Linked DNA regions of Homo sapiens: regions 1 and 2 are each linked to region 3. Evidence: chromatin contacts called from ENCODE Hi-C or POLR2A ChIA-PET data. All regions are on one chromosome and are shown on one strand. Each heading gives the region's core, a stretch centred on a gene start or an enhancer-like site at or near the end of the contact. The rest is flanking DNA. Distances are from core to core; before and after follow the strand shown.

Evidence for each region. Hi-C counts contacts between places; a loop is a spot of excess contacts on that map. ChIA-PET counts read pairs that join two places held with the same protein, here RNA polymerase II (POLR2A). Pooled maps may share reads with other maps.
Region 1: a loop to region 3 is called in a map of PC-9, with 7 times the contacts of the local background. The contact joins the enhancer-like site here to the promoter of FAHD2A in region 3. A Hi-C loop is called at or near these places in 4 of 168 maps with a recorded cell type or tissue (MCF 10A, PC-3, PC-9 and 1 more) and 4 of 50 pooled maps.
Region 2: POLR2A ChIA-PET joins it to region 3 with 14 read pairs in MCF 10A. The contact joins the enhancer-like site here to the promoter of FAHD2A in region 3. A Hi-C loop is called at or near these places in 29 of 168 maps with a recorded cell type or tissue (Caco-2, HepG2, IMR-90 and 22 more), 10 of 37 single-sample maps with no recorded cell type and 34 of 50 pooled maps. POLR2A ChIA-PET finds 5 or more read pairs at or near these places in 6 of 52 experiments (HCT116, HEK293, HEK293T and 3 more).

The regions. Positions count from the first base shown.
Region 1 is chr2:95,312,335-95,316,546 of GRCh38, forward strand. The region is part of intron 2 of KCNIP3 (potassium voltage-gated channel interacting protein 3); the gene reads left to right. Among named protein-coding and RNA genes, the nearest start is that of KCNIP3, 17 kb to the left of the region's middle. RefSeq lists an enhancer at 3,404-3,904. Within about 2 kb of position 2,882, at least 3 of the 41 ENCODE cell types and tissues checked have a DNase peak (open chromatin) inside an H3K27ac peak, as active enhancers do; they include PC-3 and PC-9, where a contact is called at or near this core.
Region 2 is chr2:95,331,461-95,336,349 of GRCh38, forward strand. The region is part of intron 2 of KCNIP3 (potassium voltage-gated channel interacting protein 3); the gene reads left to right. Among named protein-coding and RNA genes, the nearest start is that of KCNIP3, 37 kb to the left of the region's middle. RefSeq lists an enhancer at 1-82. Within about 2 kb of position 2,616, at least 4 of the 41 ENCODE cell types and tissues checked have a DNase peak (open chromatin) inside an H3K27ac peak, as active enhancers do; they include PC-3, where a contact is called at or near this core.
Region 3 is chr2:95,400,541-95,404,978 of GRCh38, forward strand. It overlaps FAHD2A (fumarylacetoacetate hydrolase domain containing 2A), which reads left to right and starts at 2,168. Exons shown (of 8, transcript NM_016044.3): 1 at 2,168-2,332. RefSeq lists enhancers at 938-1,877, 1,807-1,886, 1,878-2,816, 2,957-3,076.

The sequences.
Region 1 (4,212 bases), core at 1,632-4,131, 87 kb before region 3:
GGTGACAGAGGGGCCGGCATGGCGTGTTCAAGTCAGGGCGGGGGGGACCACCCCTGCACGGCCCACCCCTGCATGCCCCATCCCACCTCACGGAAGCTTCCTAGAGGGCAGGGCCTTTCCACACCCAGCTGTCAGGACACGTTTGCTGAACAACTTGTCAAAGGCGCACAGGAGACAGGGCCAGGGCTGGGCCAGGGCACCAGCGATGGGTTTGTTCCCCTGCATGGATGTGTTTACCGGACCTTGTGCCGGCACTGGGAGCAGATGTGAACGACACATCCAAGAGCCTATTTGATTGTGCAAGGAAGGCAGTGTGGAGCTCATCACCCTGATTTACCAGAGCGTCCATGGCAGCTCAGAGAGGTCACGTGACTCAGCAGATGGCACAAGAAGCGGGGGTTGGGGTGGGGGAGGCTCGGGCCCAGAGCTCCACGGTGCCCACCCTGACGAGCGTCTTTGGTGGGAGCTGAGGGACGAGGGAGCCCAGGGACCTCACGGACAGAGGAGCCGGGACTCCAATGTGCCCTTTGTCTCCCTTGGCCATAGCTCCCGGGTCTCCTCTCTTCAGTCCAAACACGTCCCGTGTGTGTCCCGCAAGGAGGCCGGGCTGGTGTGGTCACACTGAGGGCTTTGTGCACGTGTGAAGTGCTGCGCGGTGTGCAGATGAGGCATCCCCCCTCTTTGGGAGCTGGCACAGGCTCTGGGTGCAAAGAACAATGGGGCCCATTCAGTGCAGCCCCACTGTGTGCTCTGCGAGGCCCAGCACGGTGTCCTGAGCCTTGGGGTCCTGTGGGAGGGGGGCGGCCCAGACACTGTGCCCTTGTACTGGGGTTTTTCCATTCAGCAGAAGTGGGGCCAGAGACACATGTCGGGAACAGCTGGGAGTGAAAGCCAAGGCCCAGCCTGGGAGTCCTGGAGGCTTGGGTGAGGTAGAACGTCGGCAAGGAGTGGACAGGACCCAGGGTCCTGGAGACAGTGGGCAAGGGCTAGAGCATCTGTGGCTGGGCCCTGGGTGGCCAATTCTGGGTGTGAAGACCCCAGGATGGAGTCAGGAGGTGGCCAGCAGTGGGGCCTCTAAGAGGGGAGCCCAGGAGACTCAGAGCACAGGCAGCCTGGCCCCACCCTACCCAGGAGAGGCGCCCCATCCTCAGCCTAGAAGCTCCTTGGACCCTCTTCCATGACCCGGAAGCTGGGACTCTGGCCTGCCCTGCATGCCTCCCCTGCATCTAAAGCCTCTCCCTGCAGGATGCCTCTCCAGAGGCATGGCCAGTGCCACAACTGGACAGACCTGTTTCTCAAGTTTGATGCCCACAAGGGCTGTGGGACTTGGGTTTCTTCAACTGGAATAATAATGTCACCCACAAATAACCTGGGGTCCCAGCTGCAGACAACCGAAACAGGGTGGGCTCCAGGCCTCAGGAAGTTCACAGAAACTCCGGAGGACCAGAGAACGAGGTCTGAATGGGACGAAGCCAGGGCCCCACCTAGCGCCTTGGGAGATGCCTGGCATCCTGGACCACTCTGGCAGGAACGCTCTAGCAGCTGCTGCACGCTTCTGTGTGACACGGTGCAGCCATTCCTCACACACACACACACACATACACACACACACACATACACACACAAGCACACACACATACACACACACATGAGCACACACACACGCATACTTACACACACGCATGCACATGCCCCTCCCCCAGAGAGAAGACCCACATCCTCCTCAGTCGCCGATGCATCCCAGGGAGATGCTCATTCTCCCCGGGGTGCCATGGCAACCCCACGTAAAATCATAAAGACACCACCACCAGTGCTCCTGGGAAAGAGGGGTAGCAGAAAGGCATCGGAACAAAAGGTGAGTTAACTCGTCTCTAATACGTAAAGATCTATAAACAGAATTTTCGCGTATTTGAAGATACAGGATACAATTGACATCATGAAGCATCAAGATACATGATATCAAAGTGAGATGTCAGATCAGTGCAAATTTTCAAGGATTTCTGAGAATTAACCCCTTTCCATGGGGTTGTAGTATGACATCTGTGGCCATCTTTAATCCACCACAAAGATGGATTAAAGATGGATTAAAGCCACAAAGATGTGGCTGAGTCCTTGGTGGAGTGATCCAAACCCCCATTCCTGAGGGATCTGAGTCCTGGGTGGTCCTGCCTCATTGGGGTTGCTAGAAGCCCCCACTGACTTTCATCACTGTAACTGGCAGTGTTGCTAGGCTCCCTGGAGAATTCACTGGATTTGAAGCAGAGTCCTCCCTGCTCCCCTCGATAATAGGGTCATTCACTGGCCGATGGCCCTTGATGCCAGTTGGTCTGAGTGGTGTGAGGGGCCCAGCATGGCCAGGCGGCCGTCCCAGCTTCCAGTTTAGCAGAACCCCTGCTGCCTCCTGCTGGGGACCCATTCTCCCATGGGAATTTAAAGCCTCTAATCCAGAGCCTGGAGTATTGGTGAGGAGCAGCAGAGGTGCGGTGAGCAGGCACTGGATGAGGGAGGGGCCTTTGCGTGTTTTCCCGGGCTCCGGGCTTGTTCTTCTGGCTGGGGGAGAGGCAGCACATCCAGCAGTGTCACTGGCACCCGACAGGGCAGCCCTGGAACCCGCAACGGCTGCCAGAACCAGTCTTCAGCGGGTCTCATCACTGTTCTGTGAGGCCAGCTGCCTCTGGGGGTGGGCACAGGACGGGGACGGGAGCCTGTGAGCCCTGGTCTTTGGTCACACCGCTCTATTCCGTGGTGAAATGAGTCTGTTGCTTGGGATCTATGGCGTGGAGGCACCGTGATGGGGGAGGTGCTGGCAGCACCAGGGCAGGCCAGAGGGAAGGTCACACCCAGAGTGACCATCACTCCCATGAGGATAATGGGAGCCCCAGAGTGATGGCAGGGATGCAGAGTGGCTGACCTGCCACCTGGTGGCTGGCTGGGCACTGAACTGCAGCTGCAGCCTGATCGGCCCAGGGAGAAGTTCTTTTATTGAATCTACGGTGTTTCGTTCTCAAGCAAATGCCAGAGGAGCCAGGAACAGAGGCTGTGAGGTGCACAGAGGGGACCACTGGCCCACCTGATCGTCCAGTGCCTCCTCGGCCCCAGCGCCCCTTGGAGGGCACTTGTGAAGCACTTGCTGTCCCACACTCCGGGTGGTTCCTCCCCAGGCCTCCCAGCCCTTACTCCCCCGATCCTGCCCCTCCACCTCCCTGACCCCTGAACTAATGGTTAACAGCCATCCATGAATCAGTGTAAACCTGTGCCTTCGGCCCTCTCTTCTTCAGACAATGTGGGCAACACATGTACCAGGAAGATGTCCCTTCTCCACGTCCTTCCCCTAGGTGGGCCTCAGTGTCACCTAGAGTTGGGGCCAACATTTCTTGCAGCTCTGTCTATAAGTCACCTCCGAAAGTTTTTCCTCCTCAGACGGCTTCGAGACCGTAGGGGGCGGGTGGGCTGTGGGGAAAGCGGCAATGCAGCAGGTACTGTGGGAGTCGCAGCCCCCGCAGGTACAGCCTCCCTGCGCCCTCCAGACCTGCCCTGCCTCGGGCCCCATCCACAGCACCTGGGCATGACGACAGAGCACTGTGTGCACATGCAGATACCAGTGGGGCTGGGCGAGAGGTTGATACTCGATTGCTGTTGGGTGTTTCGGGGCTCATGGCCACCTACTCTGTCTCTCTGTCTCTGTCTCTCTCACCATCAGGCGCTCCACCCCCACAGCAGCCCAGCAGTGGGAAGTTAGCTGAATGCCAACAGGAGAGATTTTTGGCATTGCTCAAAACCCAAGAGACCACAGATTTCCCCTCTGGGGGCCTGCCATGGCCCCGTAGAGCATTCCAACTTGCCTTAGACTCATCGTGTGTCATTGAATGTTCTGGGTCATTAGGCCCAAGGGGCAGCACTGCTTGTACTTGGCCTGCACCTGCGGAACAGCCTCTGAGCCGCACATTTAACTGTGGTGCACAGGAGGCCCGCCGGGCACCGCACCTTCCTTTACTGGCAGGGGTGCGAGGCGCAGCAGCTCGTCTTTCCCTCTGCAAGGGATCCCTTGGCTTGCCTGAACTTGCATATAACAGAAACCCCAAATAACAGTGGCTTGATCAAGACAGGTGCATCGGCTCCTATATGGGAAACATGGGGTGAGGCGGTGGCTGGCACTAGTTTGGCAGCTGGGGGACGTCAGTGTCAATGTCTTGGGTTCTTCTACCGTTCCCC
Region 2 (4,889 bases), core at 1,366-3,865, 69 kb before region 3:
AGGGTTGGAAGTGGAGGGATACATTTGGGGGTCATCAGCACATAGACGGATTTGAAGCCAAAAGACCGAGCAGAAGAGGCCCAGGACTGAGCCAGTCGTGCACGCTGATGTCTAAAGGCCTCCTTGCTCCCGCTGCCTGCGCCCATCCTCAGAGCTTGGCTTGGACATTTGCAGAAGGCTGCTATTGTTTCTTCTGTTCAGAAAGACACCTATCCACATTCCAAAGAGCGCCCCACATCCTGTTCTGCCATCGGTAGCCACGAGGGCTCCCAGCTTCTTACCCGATCCAGCTGGCCAGTCACGACAGGAATACCCACTGGCCAGGGCAGGTGCCCGACCCAGGCTGGGCCAAGGAGATCCCTTCTCAGATATTTTGACAGTGGGAGGCCCTGTGACTGGGATGCAGAGGCTGTGACATGCAGGCCTGGGCAACTTCTTGTAGCCAACCATGAAGCCACATGGAAGAAGCCACTTGAGTAGGGACGCTGACATGCAGCGTCTGCATGTGAGAGGTGAAGGACACGGTGTGAGCGGACTTTTCTGGTCATCCCCGCCCCGTTCTCTTCCAGTGGTTTGGTTTAAGGGCTAACAGGTCCCTTTGACTGAGCAAGTTCACTCAAGTTAGCCTTAATACAGCATCTCAGCATTCAGACAGAGAGAGGAGGCACAGGCCAAGGAATCCAGGGGCCCAGGAGCACAGGCAAAAGGCCGGTCCTCCTGAGCCCTCAACCAGACTGCACAGAGCCAGGCGAGAACATGCATGTGACACACAAATGGCCCTGGCGCTCTGGGGCAGATGCGTACCAACAGGAGAACGTATTGATGATCTGATTTTATTCTGAGTCAACTGTTTTAAGGTTTATATAAGTCTGGCCCGCCTTGGTGGCTCATGCCTATAATACCAGCACTTTGGGAGGCTGAGGCGGGTGGATGACCTGAGGTCAGGAGTTCAAGACCAGCCTGGCCAACATGGCGGAACGCCATCTCTTATTTTGAAAATATCAAAAAGAACTTAAAAGTCATGGAGGAGAGTTCAGCATGCTCATCTTTCATCTAAAAGGAGTCCCAGAAAACAGGTGAGGGGACGGAGAGGAGGAGGTGTTCCTTAATATTAAAGAGAACAAATGTAAGCATTATTTCATTTCGTCTTCAAGTGTGGGCCATGGGATATTAATATGTGTCATGTGGAAAGGTATTTTGTGGGCAAACACATTTGGGGAGTACTAGTCATATGAGGCTACACAAATTCTTTCACTACAGAACTTCTCAGAACCTTTACTATACACCCTTTATATTTTCAAGACAACATGGGGGTGGTGAAGAGCCCTGGCTTTGGAATCTCAGACCTGGGTTCTCAAGCCTTCCCTGCCTCTTTTTGTCTCTGTGTTTGGGAAGACCTTTTGTCCCTCTGGGCCTCAATTTTCTCATCTGTTAAATGGGAATCACAATTACATCCTTGGGGGTCTTCCAGACTTAGGGACAAAGGGACAAGACAAATGTGAAGATGCTTAATAAAATGTAAAGTTATGTGAATGTGAAATGCCCTGTCTCGCGTGAGTTCTGTGACAGCCTCTGCTGGGCCTCACTTGTCTCACCTGTGAAATGGGAGTTGGGGTAAAATCACTGTAGCTCCCCTACTCTGCATGCAGTCACGCTGCAGCTAGAGTGGTTGTTATAGAGAAAACAAAAACCAAACGAATGCTCCCTTGCTCTGAGGATAAATCCCCGGCCACAGACTTGGCCATGCCCTTATAACTGTTTGACTATCTGCCTGCACCTCTAGAGTGTAAGCTCCTTGAGGCCAGGGCCGCAGCTGCAGCATGTAGTGCCACATCTGGCAGGCACAGAGTCGACTTGGGAAGTATTTGTCAAATGAGTAAATGCATGAACCTAGGCCTCTTCTAACTCTGAAATCTTACATCCCTCCGGATTGAGAAAAGAATCAAAAGCCATTCTACCACTACTGCTGCGGGAAACAGACTGCCCTGGACCCTGACTCCTCTCCTGTGGTGGCCTCACCAGGGCCCGCCCTCGGTCAACCTAGCCTCGAAGAAGGGAATGCTTGGGTGTTTCCAGAGACTCCTCAGAGCACGTGCTCAGGATAGAGTCCTGATGCTTCTAGAGACCGTATGGGCAAGTCCTGTAGCCTCTGTTGGTTGCAATTGTGACAGCTCGTAGGAGCATGGTGAGGATTCAATGATACTATGTCAGTGAGTGCCTAGGACAGTGCCTGGCACATGGTAAGCAGCAATGAATGACACTGCTGCTATCCATTATTATTACCCAATTCCCTCACTGAACGCAGAGGGCATGATGGGTGGCTGAGTCCTCCCAGCTTCCTTGAGGCAAAGGTGGGACTTGGATAGGGGGCGTCTCACTCCTGCCCAGCACCCTGGCTGCTCCCCTGCTGCTTTCTGACTCAGACCCCAAGGTTGTGATTCCCAAGTCATTCGTCTGCATTCAGCTGACACAGGCCATCTGCAAGACACACACCTCTCTGAGCTGTCAGAAGACACTGCAGAAGCTGAGATCCTGGCATCAAGCGTCCCAGATGGAAATTCCCCAAGACACCCTTGGGCCCTCGGCTCAAGTTCAAACAAAGAAATGCTTATGTTCAGAGATCTTCACAGATCACCAGCGAGGATGTGACTTGAGAACACTTTGCGTCAGCATCATAAAACATGAGGATTGATGACCCGTGTGAGTGGGGCGAGTGCCAGGGGAACACAGGCTCTGAGTTGGCCGGCCGTGCTTCCTGCATACACTCTGTGCAGAGGGTGCCAGCCTAGACTGGCGGGGGGGTTAGAATAGCACCGCACTAGTTAGCATGTCCCATAGGACCCTGTTTACAGCACACTTGCATGGGCATGTGTGCACCTGGTTCTCATGACAATATGCAGGGTGGGCAGGGGTTAAGGAATGCTTCCCCACTTTGGGGATGAAGGAAACTGAGGCTCAAGGAGGTGCGAAGCCAGGCAGCTGAGGTCACACAGCCTTGGATCTCCCTACCGTCACTATCCTCCCCTCTTGCCAGCAGAGAGAGGTGGGAAAGCCACGTTCAGCCAAAACCCAGAAATTTACCCAGAGAAACTCACAAACCAACATGGTGGGCCTTGTACAAACTCTAAGAGTATGAAGAGAAGAGCTACAGCTGGCCTTACCCAGTCCTGCCATGCTGGGACTGGTCAGCTCCCCTGCACTGAATCTGGGTAGGGGCATGAAAAGACACAAGATGGGATGAGAAATCCTCCACATGGGAGAGGAAATGGGAACCTTTCATCACTGGGGACCAGGAAGCAGGGTGAGGGGCTCACAGGACAAGCTGGCCTCAAACGTTCCCCTTCCATTGCCTGTTCAATGTTACTAGATACTTGCAGACCTCTGGCAGAACAGATGGGGACTTGGATATACCTTGTAAGGGGATGGGGGCATGAAGACAGATTCGTTCCCCTGACCAAGGGGGAATCAAACAGGTCACTGAGCGCTCAAAGGAGAATATTCCCAGAGCTATGCAGTGAGGGGCCTGCTACCACAGTAACACTTGGGCATGTGTCAAGTCCCCACTTGGCCAAGTAGCTTGGTCTTCTCCTACCTTCCAAGTCTTTCCTGACCATGAGAACCATGGGAACCAGAACTACTTAATTAAGAACATGAAATTCCTTTCCTTTCAGATCACTGGTCCTGACTCTGGCCTGAGATGCTAAGAGATCCCACAGCTCCTGTGATGGGAAAAGATCTATTCCCAGAATGTGGTTCCCACATGGGAAATTTTACCTGTTCAGTACTTCTTGTGGAATGTATCTACTAATGATATATTCTCACAATTTTTACTTAACTTGGAATGCCTTAATTTACCCTTCATTTTTTAAAAGACATTTTTGCTGGGTATAGATTTCCAGGATGGCCAGTTACTGTTCTTTGAGCAATAGCATTTGAAAAATGTTCTTCCATTGTATTCTGGCTTCTGTGGTTTTTGTTGTGAAATCTACCATCATTTTTGTATTGTTATTTCTCTGAGTACAATGTGTCTGTTTTTCTTCTGGATGCTTTTAAGGTTTTCTCTTTACCTCTAATTTTCAGCAGTTTGACCATGCACATGTCAGAATCTCCACACCATAGCAGATGTACCTACCTGTGGTTTTCTTTGTATTTATCCTGCCTGGGGTTCATTGAGCTTATTAAACCCATGATATGATATCTTTCATCAGTTTTGGAAAATTTCTTCAAATTCTATTGTTATTTCTTTAAATTATTTTTAAAATTATTATCATAATTTATTCAAGTTCTAAGTATTTCTTCTAATTCTAATTCCATGCTTTTCTCTCTCTCCTTTTCTTCTGGGAGTCTAGTTATACATTTGTTAGACTTTTTTACTTCGACCCACATATCCTCCTTAAATTCTTTTCTGTTTTTTTCTTCCATTCATTTTTAGTCCATTCACATTTAAGGTAATGATTGGTATGATAGGATTTACACTGCCATTTTGCTACTTGTTTTCTATTTGTCACATGCCTTTTTGTTCCTCTGTTCCTCCGTTATTATCATCTGTTGTATTTGCACTTCCTTGTCTCTTGCCATGTCTTATAATTTTTAGTTGAACACTGTAGCTCTGTGACAGACAGTGTGAACTTCTTTTGCAGGTCACCCATGTTGTCAGGTTTGGGGGCAGTGAGAGACAGATGTGGATTCTAGTTTGTCCTTTTGAGTTCCAGTTTGTTCTCACTTTATCTTACTTCATGTCCAGTCTCTCTTCCCATTTTCTGGTCCTGCCAACCTACAGCAACTTCAGGCATATGCAGAGGCAACAGCCCTCAATAAGACTTCTTCCCCAGCTTCCACAACTATACAAAGTCTCATTCTTATAACAAAGCCCAGACTCCGTATCAGTC
Region 3 (4,438 bases), core at 918-3,417:
CATCTGGGAGTCTTATCCAGGTTATATAGAAAGTCACTGGTTCTTTCCAGTAGGGGGTTTTCTGGAACAAAAGAGTGGTGGGATTCCTTAACCTTCACTATTTCTAGAAGCAAAGGGCTAAGGTAAAATTCAATACTGTCAATAGTCAGGATTGAAATGGCTACATCATATGGTAGGTGTATGTTTAATTCTCTTCATACACTGACAAATGGTTTTCGATCGTGGTGGTACTATTTTATAATCCCATCAGCAGTGTACAAGAATCCCAGGTCCTCCACATTCTTGCCAGTACTTGGTATAATCAGTCTTCTTTGTCCATTCTAGTAGGTGTGAGATGGTGTCACATTGCGCTTGCAATTTGCATATCCTTAATGATTAATGATGTTGAGCATCTTTTCATGTCCTAATTTTTTCTTTCTTTTTTTTTTTGAGACAGAGTCTTGCTTTGTCGCCCAGGCTGGAGTGCAGTGGCACGATCTCGGCTCACTGCAAGCTCCACCTCCCGGGTTCCCGCCACTCTTCTGCCTCAGCCTCCCCAGTAGCTAGGACTACAGGCGCCCACCACCACGCTCGGCTAATTTTTTGTATTTTTAGTAGAGATGGGGTTTAACTGTGTTAGCCAGGATGGTCTCGATCTCCTGACCTTGTGATCCGCCTGCCTCGGCCTCCCAAAATGCTGGGATTGCAGGCGTGAGCCACTGCGCCCAGCCTTCATGTCCCAATTTTCTGTCTGTATATCTTATTTGATGAAATGTCAGTTCAAATATTTTGTCCATCTAAAAAATTGAATTGTTTGATTTTATCTACTGACTTTTAAGCATTCTTTCTATATTCTGGATACAAGTCTTTTTATCAAATATAGCCTTTACAGATATTTTCTTCCAGGCTGTAACTTAGCTTTTCAGAAAGTCTTTGGGAGCTATGGCTTAGTGAAACCCTTGTGCCAGGTTCTCCTCAGCGAATCCCCCTGATCACAGCCACCCCCATAGGTTCCATTTCAATATCTGTGGTGACCTTCTGCAAGCTAGGCTGAAGTCCCAAGCTCCAGACCCATGTCTCCAACTGCCCACCGTTCAATGCCCTTTGGATGTCCCATGCAAATCGGAGCTCACCATCCTCTCCCCAGACCCGCTGCTCCTCCAGGAGCCCTGTCTCCATGAACGGCCCTGCACCTACCGAGCTAGAGACCCAGGAGTTGGCCTTGTACCTCCTTCCTTCTCACTTCCACCTCCTGTCATTCAGAGCTGTCAGTTCTTCCTCCTGAACATCTCTGGACACTCACCTTCTCCACCACGCACCGCACCACCATTGTTCTCAACCGCACCACCCACCCAGACACCTTTCCTCAGACGGGTGGCCAGAGAAAAACTTCTCAAATAGAAGTCGGGACATGGCACGCCACTGAGAACCTTCCAGCGGTCTCCTGTGCACGTAAACAAGGTCCAGACTCCTTCGTGGGACAAGTAAAGCTCTTGATGATCTGGTCCTTGAGTAATGTGGGGGCCACTTGTACAGAGCCCCTCACACTGTTCAAAGTCGGCAGCTGAAGAGCTGAGCAGTAGCTGTCTGTGGAGTTCAGCTGCCACTCCCTACACGCCTGCCCTCTGCAGGGGATGGAGTCCCGTTTCCCCACTTCCCCACCTGCGCCCAGCAGTGCAGGTGAAGGCCTGGCTGCGGAGAGTGGCTGGGAAACGCTGCGCTTTGGGGTCAGGAATGCCAGCTCCACTACTCACCGCCTGTGTCACCCTGGGAAAACAGCTCTGGCCCCAGGTTCTCCATAAGTAAAACGGGGGCAGTCATCCCTCCCCTCCTCAACGACATATGTCAGAATCAGAAGCCACAAATCATTCTCTGCCACCCAGCACGCTGCCTTGGTCTCCTAGACCACTTTCCCCAACAATGGGAAAGGCGCCAGGCCCAGAACAAGGCCGAGACCGGATGAGGCCAGCGAAGCGCCCAGGGACAAACCTTCGGGCAGCGCCCACTCTCGAGTTCAGGCAAGTGCAGGGTCCCTCCGAGAGAGAGCGTCTCCAGAGAACGCGGCTGGCGCCTGGCTGAACCCGTAGCCTGAAGACCCGCCGGAGCCGCCCGCCCCACGATGGGCCCGCCCCTCCGGGATTGGCGCCCTGCTAGTGGCCATTGCCTGTGACGTCACAGGATCGCGCCCGCTTTTCTCTCGGGTGATCCGGCCGAGTGGCCCTGGGTTAGCAGCTGCTGCATTTCCCCGGCTGGCTGCGGTCACTGGTGGCAGTGCTCAGGCGCCCGCCGCCCTTGACCTTCGGCCCCGCGAGCTCTAACCCTACAGCGCAGGAAGATCGGCCGCCGCGGCCAGGTAGGACGAGCCTGGCTGGGTCTAGGCCAGAAGGGTGTCCGTGGCGCCGGTCTCCCGCGGAGCGCAGAACTAGTACCGGATCCCCAGCCGCTTCTGACCACACAGACGGGGCGGACCTGTGTGAGCACTCACTAACTGTCGGGGCTGGAGCTGGGCATATGGGGAAACTGGGGGACCGGCACGGGTTCCAGGCGAGTGGACGGTGGGATGGAATCCGACGTGCACACCCATGTCTCAGGCTTTGTTTGATGGAGGCTACTGTTTCCACCTCATGTCGCCGCCCCTTTGCTTATGGACTCTTGCAGAGTTGGATTGAGCTCGGGCTGTGTGATATAGTGGTTGTTGCAGAAGCCCCAGGGCCACTTTCTGACTAGTACCTTGGGCACCTGACATCATCCCTTTGAGTCTCAGTGTCCTCTTCTTTAAAGTGAGGGCGCTCTACCTGAGGAGATTGCTGTAAGGTTGGAATGAACCTGCATGTGTGTGTCATGTGGGAAGGGAACAGTCAGTGGGGCCTGGGGTTCTCTTGGAGAGCTGGTAACCAGCCTCGTCCCTGAGGCAACAGCCAGAGGGCGCCTGTAGTTTCCCCACGCATGTCTGTTAGCAGTTACGGCCTCTGGAGGATCTCCTGTGGGAGGTCCCTACTTCTCACTACAATCTTTAGAGACTTTGGAGGATTTCCTATGGAAGGTCCCCACTTCTCACCACAACATTCTGGGTTAAAATGGCCTTGGTAGGGGGATGGGGGCTGAAGCTGGATTTTTTTGCTTGCATTACAAGCTTCTGAACCAAGGACTTCATGTCACCTGGACTTGGATTCACATCCCAGCTCCTTCCTCTCCTAGCTCTAGGACTGTGTAACCTTGGGCAAATCTCTTAACCTCTTTAAGCCTTAATTGTTTCATCTGTAAAATGAGGCTAACAGTACCTACCTTCCACAATTGTCGAGAATTAAATCAGACATTGTAGGTAGAGCACTTAATAGTTGGCATTCAGCGGCAGCAGTTACTGTTATGTTAGCATGTGGAGTGTCTGAGTGTGTGCACATTGGCTCGAACAGCCTTTTGACAGTGGCACAGTTGGTGCTTGTGTAAGACAGCAGGGCAGAGAAGTCAAAGCCCTCGGTTTTCTAGTCAAACTGGTGGGCCACAACAGTGGTGACCTAAGTCTAATGAATCTTCAACTGAACAAGGCAGATTGAATCTCCAGGTGAGGACCAAGAGTCTGGGGATCAGCTGCCTCCACATTTTTGGGCATAGAAGGCTGTACAATACCGCCTTTGTTGTAAGAGCAAGGAACCATTCAGGGAAGGCACCATGTGGTAAGGAATAGAGGCCAGACGTGGATTAAGAACAAAACAAGAGAATAGTGTTTGTCTTTAAGTGGAGCCTTGGACTCAAAACAGGATCTGAGCCCTGAGGATTTTTTTTTTTTTAATTGAGATGGAGTCTTCGTCTGTCACCCAGGCTGGAGTGCAGTGGCGCGATCTCAGCTCACTGCAACCTCCTTCCCCTGGGTTCAAGCGATTCTCGTGTCTCAGCCTCCCTAGTAGCTGGGATTACAGGTGGCTGCCACCACACTCGGCGAGTTTTTTGTATTTTTAGTGGAAACGGGGTTTCACCACGTTGGCCAGGCTGGTCTTGAACTCCTGACCTCAAGTGATCCACCCACCTCGGCCTCCCAAATTGTTAGGGATATCACGCATGAGCCACTACAACTGGCCCTTGTGGGAAGGCACAGCCATGTCTCCTGAAGTTAACAAGCACTAAGCTTTCCCAAGTAGTGAAATGTCAAGCCCCTGCTTCTGTCACTTATTTGTTCATTCAGCAGAAAGTCACTGAGAGCCTTCTGTGCACCAGGCACAGTGCTGGGCAGTGAAAGAGACAGACATGTGCCCTGGACCCAGGGAGATGACAAGTGATGGCTGTCAGGCCCAGACCCTGTTGTTTGTCTGCAGCCTCTTCCCTCAGGCAACTTGTTCTCTATCAGGAGAAACGAAATAATTATTATCTGGAGAGGCAGGTGGGGGCGCTGCTCCTAGAAGACTGGGACAGCCTGGTAGAGGTTCTAGCTTGATCATGTGAGCAGTGGAAACCATTTTAAGTA